Linked DNA regions of Mus musculus: region 2 is linked to region 1. A link is a loop called in an ENCODE intact Hi-C map of the cell type or tissue named here. Cell type or tissue: left cerebral cortex. All regions are shown on one strand. Links, peaks and the distances in the headings refer to the core of each region. The heading gives the core; the rest is flanking DNA.

Region 1 (3,665 bases), core at 599-3,098:
GAGGAACAAAAAACCACCTGAGGCCACGAGCCTAACTCAAGACCAGATCCAGCCCTACTTAAGAAGGAGACCGACTGCACTGGGACAAAGCCACCCCCGAAGCCACCACTGTGGCTATCATGGGTGGGCATGAGGCTGGGCTCCTACAGCCACAGAGTTGTTCTGACTTCACAAGAGAAAAACAGGAGCCCAGGCCCGGTGCCTGGAGGTGATGGCTTTTTACTGACAAGGAACAGCAGCAGGCTTGTGAGGCTCCAAGTGAAGGGAGCGACTTTTGGGAAGACTGGAGTCTGCAGCTGTAGGAGTATGCAGATCAGCTCTGTCCCATCTTGCCAGGGTTGGGGGGATCCTCATCCCCTTCTGGGGTGTCAGGGGGTACAGCAGCCTCCAGAATCAGTTCCAGGGCACCGTCACCAGACACTCGGCGTACCTCCTCTCCTCTGGCTGCTAGGATCTCTTCAATATTCCTGCAAGACAGTAAGAGCAGCATCAGCCTTACTCTGGGCTCCCTCAAGGGCATCCCATGGTCATCTTGGGCCTGGAACACTTGTCCCAGCATCCAAGTGACACCAGTACCTTGCAGGCACCTAATGGCACCTTCACCAAATGTATCTGTTAACAAGTCCTCAGAAGCCATCTCTCTCGTACAGTGTACCACCAAGGGCCGTGGCCCTGCCTCTCACCAGGTAACACCCATCCCTGCATTTCAGTCTTGTCCCTACATATCAGAGCTGAGATTTCTCTGCAGTCCAGGTCTAAGAGGCGAACCCTAGAGACCCAAGGCCTGCACACTTATCACAGGCTATCTCCTCTGTGGCTCTGCCCTTACTCCTGCCACTGATCCCTCCTCATAGAACATTAAGAAGGCATCAGGCACAGCCTCCAAACTGACTCCTGGCCCTCCCCACTGCTCTCCCAAAAGTGGGAACACCACTGAAGGCTGCCCCAGTCCATAATCTGACACATACCCTTCCATCTGCCCTGAGTTGGCAGAGGACAAAAAGCCTCCACTAGAGATTGATAAGGCCCCTGGCGAGATCAGAGGTCAGGCAGTGACAGAGGTAGAGCCATAGAACTAGTTTGCCATATTTGGGGCCATTCATGGTTCATCTGAAGTTCAAATTCAACTGCTTCCAGGTCCACGTGGAAGCTGGGCTGTCCAGGTAGAGAGATCCAGGCAATGGATCCAGGCTCACACAGGGCCACAATCTTACTGTCTCCTACCCCTCCCAGCTGGCCTCACCTCTTCCCCTTCAGGTCAGAGAACCAGCTTAGGTTGTCTGCGATGATGTGGTGGTTCTGGCAACCAGGGCAAGTCACGATGACCACGCCCTGGTGATAGGCCAACTTTGAGATGCGCTTGGATGACCGAGTCCCACAGACCTAGCTGGGTTAGAGAGGTGGTCAGGCAAGGCATACACAGGAAAGTCTCTCCCAAGGTCTAACTCCATCCCGAGGGACAGCCTCAACCCTTTCTCTGATGATCCCACCTAGGCGACGGCGTCATTTCTAGACGCCTGTCTCCTGATAACCCAACCTAGAAGGCCCTGTGCCTCATTCCCACCCAGCCATTTGTAAAGACTCCGCCTCCTCCCTGGTCCGAAGGATACTTCCACGTTTCTGCCAGGACCCTACACCAACAGGAAACCAGCCAGCACCAGGTGTTGCCGACAGCGCCCACCTTGCAGGTGTAGACGAGTTGATAGTGGTCCGCTTCCACGCGCCCCAGCGCCGCCGCACGCCCTGATCCCGGCGCGGAGCTCGAGCTCCGCCAGCCCGAGGCCCAGCCCCAGGCCCAGCCCCGAAGTCTCTCCGCGGTCTTTAGGCGAGCCCCCAAATCCCAAAGCCGCCGCGGTCCGGAATCCCGGGTCCGCACACTACGAAGTAGTGTCGGCATGCGGCTCAGCGCTGTCCGCAACATCCCGCCTGCGAATCCTTAGCCACCTTTTCTTGCACCGCCCCGTGAAGCTGCGTCGACCATTTTGGTAACGGGCGCAGCGGCCGGAAGCGGCCCTCTTCGGCTTCCATCCGCCACCGGTGCACTGCTTTCTGTTGCCCCCTGGTGTCGCCCCGCTTGCATATCCAACCAACAGGCTCAGCTCGGTGATTATTTTATTTAGTTGCATTTTCTAATTCTAATACAGTAAAAAAAAAAAAAAAAAAAAAAAAACCGCAGCATCCTTTCACAATTCCACAGATGCTCAGCCTCGGCGCGGTTCGCTAGGAGCCCTCGGTGTCGGTGTTGTCGCTGCCTGTCGTATTCCCGCGATCCCCTTCTCCCTGCCGCCAGCTGTTCTGCATCTTGCGGAGCGCCCGCTTCCTGTGGGGCCCGCAGTGTGAGCAGGTAGGCACAGGTGTCCCACCCGCCAGCCGTCCTGCCCGCCGCCCCACACCTGCGGTAGTTCTCGAAGCTCTCCTTGAGGCGCCGCCGCTCCTTCTCCGGGGGCTCGCTGCTGCTGGGCCCCATGCCCTAGAGAAGGAACGGGGCCGGCAGCTGGACAACGGGGCGGGCAGCTGGACACCGTGGCCTTACCACGGCAGCCCTGGGACTCCAGCAGGTGTGGAGCATAGCTAGCTGGCCGTGGGGTCTGCTGGACTCCGAGATGACTGAGCGTGGGGTGACAACCCCTTTGTAGCCAGGTGAGTGGAAGACTTCTTTGCAGTGAACAGCAGTATGGGTGTCCTTACATTGTCCCCTCCCCTGTCCAACCACCCCACTATCCAAATGTTACATCCTACCCATACACTACCAAAGACCTTGTGATCCCCAGCTGTCCAGTGGCGTCACCCTCCTCCCCAGGATCAGCCATGTAGTAACCAGGGCTCTTGGGAACCCCAATCAGCCTTACATGGGTCAGTGAAAGATGCTCCTTGTTCAGAGCCATAAAGGGCTGCTCTGGGCTCTCCCTGTCTGCCAGTACACCTGAAAGGAAGATCTGTGCTTATGGGGGCCCCATCTGGTATGGCCACCTCCCTCTGCAAACAGCCCAACTAGCATTAGCCTAGGTCAGCCTTACGGGCTGGGACCTTTGCATGAGTCCAGTGGGGACTGCATTTCACAGAAACAGGCTGAGCCCTTGACTGCTACATCAACAGGGCTCCTACCATCAGTCACCCATACCGCCCAAGCTGACTGTCACCAAACACAAGGACAGATGGCTAGGAAAGACTCCAGGTCCCCATGATTATTTGCGAATGCATGCCCCAGTCCATGTCCCTTTTAGCTTGGCAACATTTTTGTGTCTAGTGGTTCCCATGGGTGGTGTGGGGGCAGCCTCAGTGGAGAGCTCAGGGCATCGGGGGCCTGGGTTAGTGCAAGTACACCATATTAATTAGAAGAATAATCATTCCAGGTAGCCAGAGCCAGCATGCCCCAGGTCCTGGGCAAACCAAGGCTCAAGCCTCTAGGTAGAAGATGTGCAGGGAAGGCTATGAACATCAAGAAACAATTATATCCAAGGAGGGCTCAGGGTGTGAGAACAACCCCGTCCCAGCAGCCCTGCCCCCTTCCCCTCTCATTTTCGTTGTGCCTAACTGTTGGCATGCCTTCAAGGGAGCTGGCTGCTCTTGCATCCTTCTCCTTGTGTGCCCACATGGAGCTCAGTGACCTCAGGTTGGGTCTTGGGGGCTGCAGTGGGTGACCCGTGCTTCTCCATCTACACCTC
Region 2 (3,665 bases), core at 719-3,218, 200 kb before region 1:
CTACCCTTGCCAGAAGCCAACTGTGAGGAGCTACACTACAGCATTGTTATAATTTTTAAGAGTTCTCGCTTCCTGTTTACACTGTTTCTTTTGGGAGGGAGTTGGGGAAAGAAGTTGTCACAGAAACCTTCTGATCGTTCATTCTAATTTTTTTTTTTTGAAAAAGGGTTTCTCTGTGTAGCCCTGGCTGTCCTGGAACTCACTCTGTAGACCAGGCTGGCCTCGAACTCAGAAATCTGCCTGCTTCTGCCTCCCAAGTGCTGGGATTAAAGGCATGCGCCACCACTGCCTGGCATCTCTCATTCTTAACTATAAGTCTGCAGTCATCCACACCCTGGCAGAAGAAGCCCCCTGCCCTGTGTAGTCAGCAGCAGCACAGATCAAGGAAGTCTGGCTACAGCATGGGCCATGGCATCACTATCTGTGGTGGAAAGAAAGAATATGAATTAGAAAAATGCTTCTGTGGGGTTGTTCTAAAGGACGTTTTCTTGGTTGATAATTGATGTGGGAGGGCCCCCTGTGTTGTGGATGAGGCCATCCATGGACTGATGGTCCTGGGTGCAGTGAGATAGCACAGTGAATTACTGGTGGTGGTGGCACTTGGGAGACAGAGGCAGGCAGATCTCTGAGTTTGAGTCTGGTCTACAGAGTGAGTTCCAGGGCTATGCAGAGAAAACCTGCCTCAAAAGTAAACCAAACAAGAGGGGAAGAGGGAAGAGGGAAGGAGGGAGGGAGGGAGGGAGGGAGGGAGGGAGGGAGGGAGGGAGGGAGGGAGGGAGGGAGGGAGGGAGGGAGGGAAGAAGAAGAAGAAGAAGAAGAAGAAGAAGAAGAAGAAGAGAAGAAGAAGAAGAAGAAGAAGAAGAAGAAGAAGAAGAAGAAGAAGAAGAAGAAGAAGAAGAAGAAGAGGAAAGAGGAGGAGGAGGAAGGGGAGGAGGAGGAAAGAGGAGGAGGGGAGGGGAGGGGAGAAGAAGAGGAAAGAGAAGAGGAAGCAGGACGTTTGTTTCCTCTTTGATTTTCTTTTCATTTTCTTTTTGTTTTTGTTTTTTTTTGTTTTTTTTTTTTGAGACAGGGTTTCTCTGTGTAGCCCTGGCCCCTTTTCATATTACCGAGGATCTCTAGAAGGGGGTCCAGGGTGGGAGGCTGTATCCTGAGACAGATCTTCCTTCCTTTTTCTTTTCTTTTCTTTTTTTCTTATTCTTTTTTTTTTTTTTTTTTTTTTTGAGGCAGATCTTTCAACCTGTTCTTGGTGCCTCTTGGTGCCTCAAAGTTGGGTTTTACCTGAAGTGGAGGGGAATCCAGGTCTACCTATTGAACATCACCTGAGATTTCAGCCACTCCCTTCTGTCTCTCTCAGCCAACTGTAAATAGTTCTGCCTTCTAGCAAGGTTCTGAGTTGTATTCTAAGAAAAGAGCCTGCGGTCAGCATGGGAGTTCTTGGCCTGCCAGAGGGCCTAGGAGGACCACTTGGGGACTTGCCCTAAGGGCTGGCCAGAGGTCCAGGCTCAGCCACCAGGAGGCGCATCTGGTCTGAGCTGGGGTTAGCCTAAGGCGTCAGTCTCTGCTGGCATGGGGCTGGTGGAGATCTCAGCTCTATCCATAGTTGTCTCTGAACTGCTATACGGCCAGCTCATGCACTTCAGCACTGTTCCTCTCACCTAGGGTCACTGAACATCCCAGCATATTGCTTCATGTCACCCCAGTTTATTTCCATTTACCTCATTTCACCTTGGCTCACCTCTGAGTACCTCAGTTCACTCGGATCACCTAGTTCTTTGTGCTTCAGTTTACTTCCAATCTAGAAAGATGGAATATGGGGCCTTCAGTGAGTAGCATCCATGCTGGACCCTGACTTGGGGACCTCAGCAAGATGGTGGGTTCTGACTACAGAAGTCCGGGCTTCCTTGGAGCACCCAGGGGAATTTTTGGATGGGGGGTGATGGTGAACACCAAGCCTAACAGGGCTTATACCCCTGTCACAGATGACTAGGGTGGAGTCAGTTAGAAGGCAGGGGTGTGGGAGTACTGAGCGACACCACGCTGCAGGTCCCCACAGCTCCTGAGTGCTCTGACTCAGTGGGTTGGGTCCCCATCTGACCTCTAGAGGGCCTGCTTCCCGGAGACCCCAGTGAGAGGGTCTCACACCTCAAGAGCTCAGTCTGAGCTTGCTACTTTTGGAAGAGCTAAAGGAGACTGGAGCAGTTTTCTGATAAGAACACTAGGGGGCAGTCTTGTGCTTTCTTTCCACTTTTCGCCCTGTAAAGAGAGGTGCAGTGGAGGAATGGGAGTGGTAGTGACAAAGCAGGTGACAGCTCCTCTGTGCAGCACCCCAGTTGTGCAGGGGAGTAGCCCACACTGCTTTATTATGAAAGGAGGAGCTATCCTGTGGATGGCTACAGGCTTTCTTGCACACCTGCAAAGATCACTCCCAGGCTCCTAAGGTTCATCTCCTGGCATACATGCGCATGCACGCACACAGACACATAGACACAGACACACACAGACACACACACAGACACACACACACATAGACATAGACACACACACACCGACACACACACACAGACACACATACCTTTCCCAGATGAGGAGATGGAGGACACACATGTGGAGAAGCTGGTGGCTGGAGTGCAGGGCTTACACTCAGTTATCTGTGGTGGAAACAAGGCAGGGCCAGGTTCCTCCAGGATGCTCACGGTGTTCTCCATCTCGGTGGACACAGAGGACACAAGTGTTAGACCATCTGTCCAATGAGGTGAGTGTGGCTGGTTCACACAGGCTGCTGGGCACAGAGGGCCAGGAGCAACTGTTAGTGGTAAAGCCTGTGTTGGTAGATAAGAGAACTGCTACATTCTCAGTGGCCCAGCACGTGTGCAAGGAGACCTCCTGGCTCCTAGCCACTGTTGGTGCAATTGTCACAGGCAGACGTGGAAATCAACTCCACAATCCTGTGACTGGCTGGGCTTGTTCTCACCTGGAGTGTTGGCTGCAGCGTGGACCAAGGTGCTCATACTCCTATGCACTTCTGTCACCAGCTGCATCTCAGCAAACATCTGTTGGTCAGATAGGTCTTCAGCATAGAGAAGGTCTTGGCACCCCAGGTGCTCCTAGGGTTCTGAGAAGTTCCGTTAGGTCTGAACAATCTGAATAGCCTCTTACAAGGACATGGTGGGCCAATGAAAGAGTTGGAGTGAGGCTGAGGTCCAGTTGGTAGAGAGCTGGCTTAGCATCCATGAAGCCCCAGGTTCAACTCCAATGATGCGTAAACTGGGTGTGGTGGCACATGGTTATAATCCCATAGCACTCCAGAGGTTGAGGCAGAAGAGTCAGGAGTTCGAGGCTATCCTCACCTACATATTGAGTTCAAAGCAAGCCTGGGCTACAAGGGACCCTGTCTCTTTGAAGAAAAAAAAAAACATAATAATGAAAAACAGACTGTATCTTTAAATTACAGAGGGGTTTACCTGTTGGAGCAGTTTTAGGATTACCTCATCCTTTCCCAAAGTTCACAGCGCCACAAAGGTCCTCTTGATGTTGTACAGTCTGAGGGTTTGTGGGTTTGACAGGGGTGTGTGATATATGTCAATCACAGGGCTCCAAGAGCATTGCACAACCATAAACTCTGGGCCTGCTACTCATCTCTTGTGGCCTTTGCTCCAGGTTTATTT

Evidence for each region. Hi-C counts contacts between places; a loop is a spot of excess contacts. Peaks named below come from ENCODE experiments on the same cell type or tissue, not always from the same donor. Only the 100,000 strongest peaks of a DNase experiment are listed, where the experiment ranks them.
Region 2: it touches region 1 in a loop (2.7-fold over the local background); 1 of 42 quality-filtered maps calls a loop at or near these places.

Annotation. Positions count from the first base shown.
Region 1 is chr2:26,350,092-26,353,756 of GRCm38, forward strand. Dnlz (DNL-type zinc finger) reads right to left here and starts at 2,019. Exons shown (of 3, transcript NM_026828.3): 1 at 1,682-2,019; 2 at 1,244-1,383; 3 at 1-467. The coding sequence starts at 1,921. The coding sequence ends at 314. Card9 (caspase recruitment domain family, member 9) reads right to left here. Exons shown (of 13, transcript NM_001037747.3): 11 at 2,850-2,923; 12 at 2,394-2,470; 13 at 2,096-2,320. The coding sequence ends at 2,221. In left cerebral cortex, for the core only: CTCF peaks have their summits at 2,066 (motif pointing left) and 2,265; DNase peaks (open chromatin) are centred at 1,543 and 2,018; H3K4me3 peaks cover 2,292 bases; H3K27ac peaks cover 2,046 bases.
Region 2 is chr2:26,151,973-26,155,637 of GRCm38, forward strand. No RefSeq gene overlaps it. Among named protein-coding and RNA genes, the nearest start is that of Tmem250-ps, 13 kb to the left of the region's middle. In left cerebral cortex, for the core only: CTCF peaks have their summits at 1,517 (motif pointing right) and 2,210 (motif pointing right); DNase peaks (open chromatin) are centred at 1,511 and 2,237.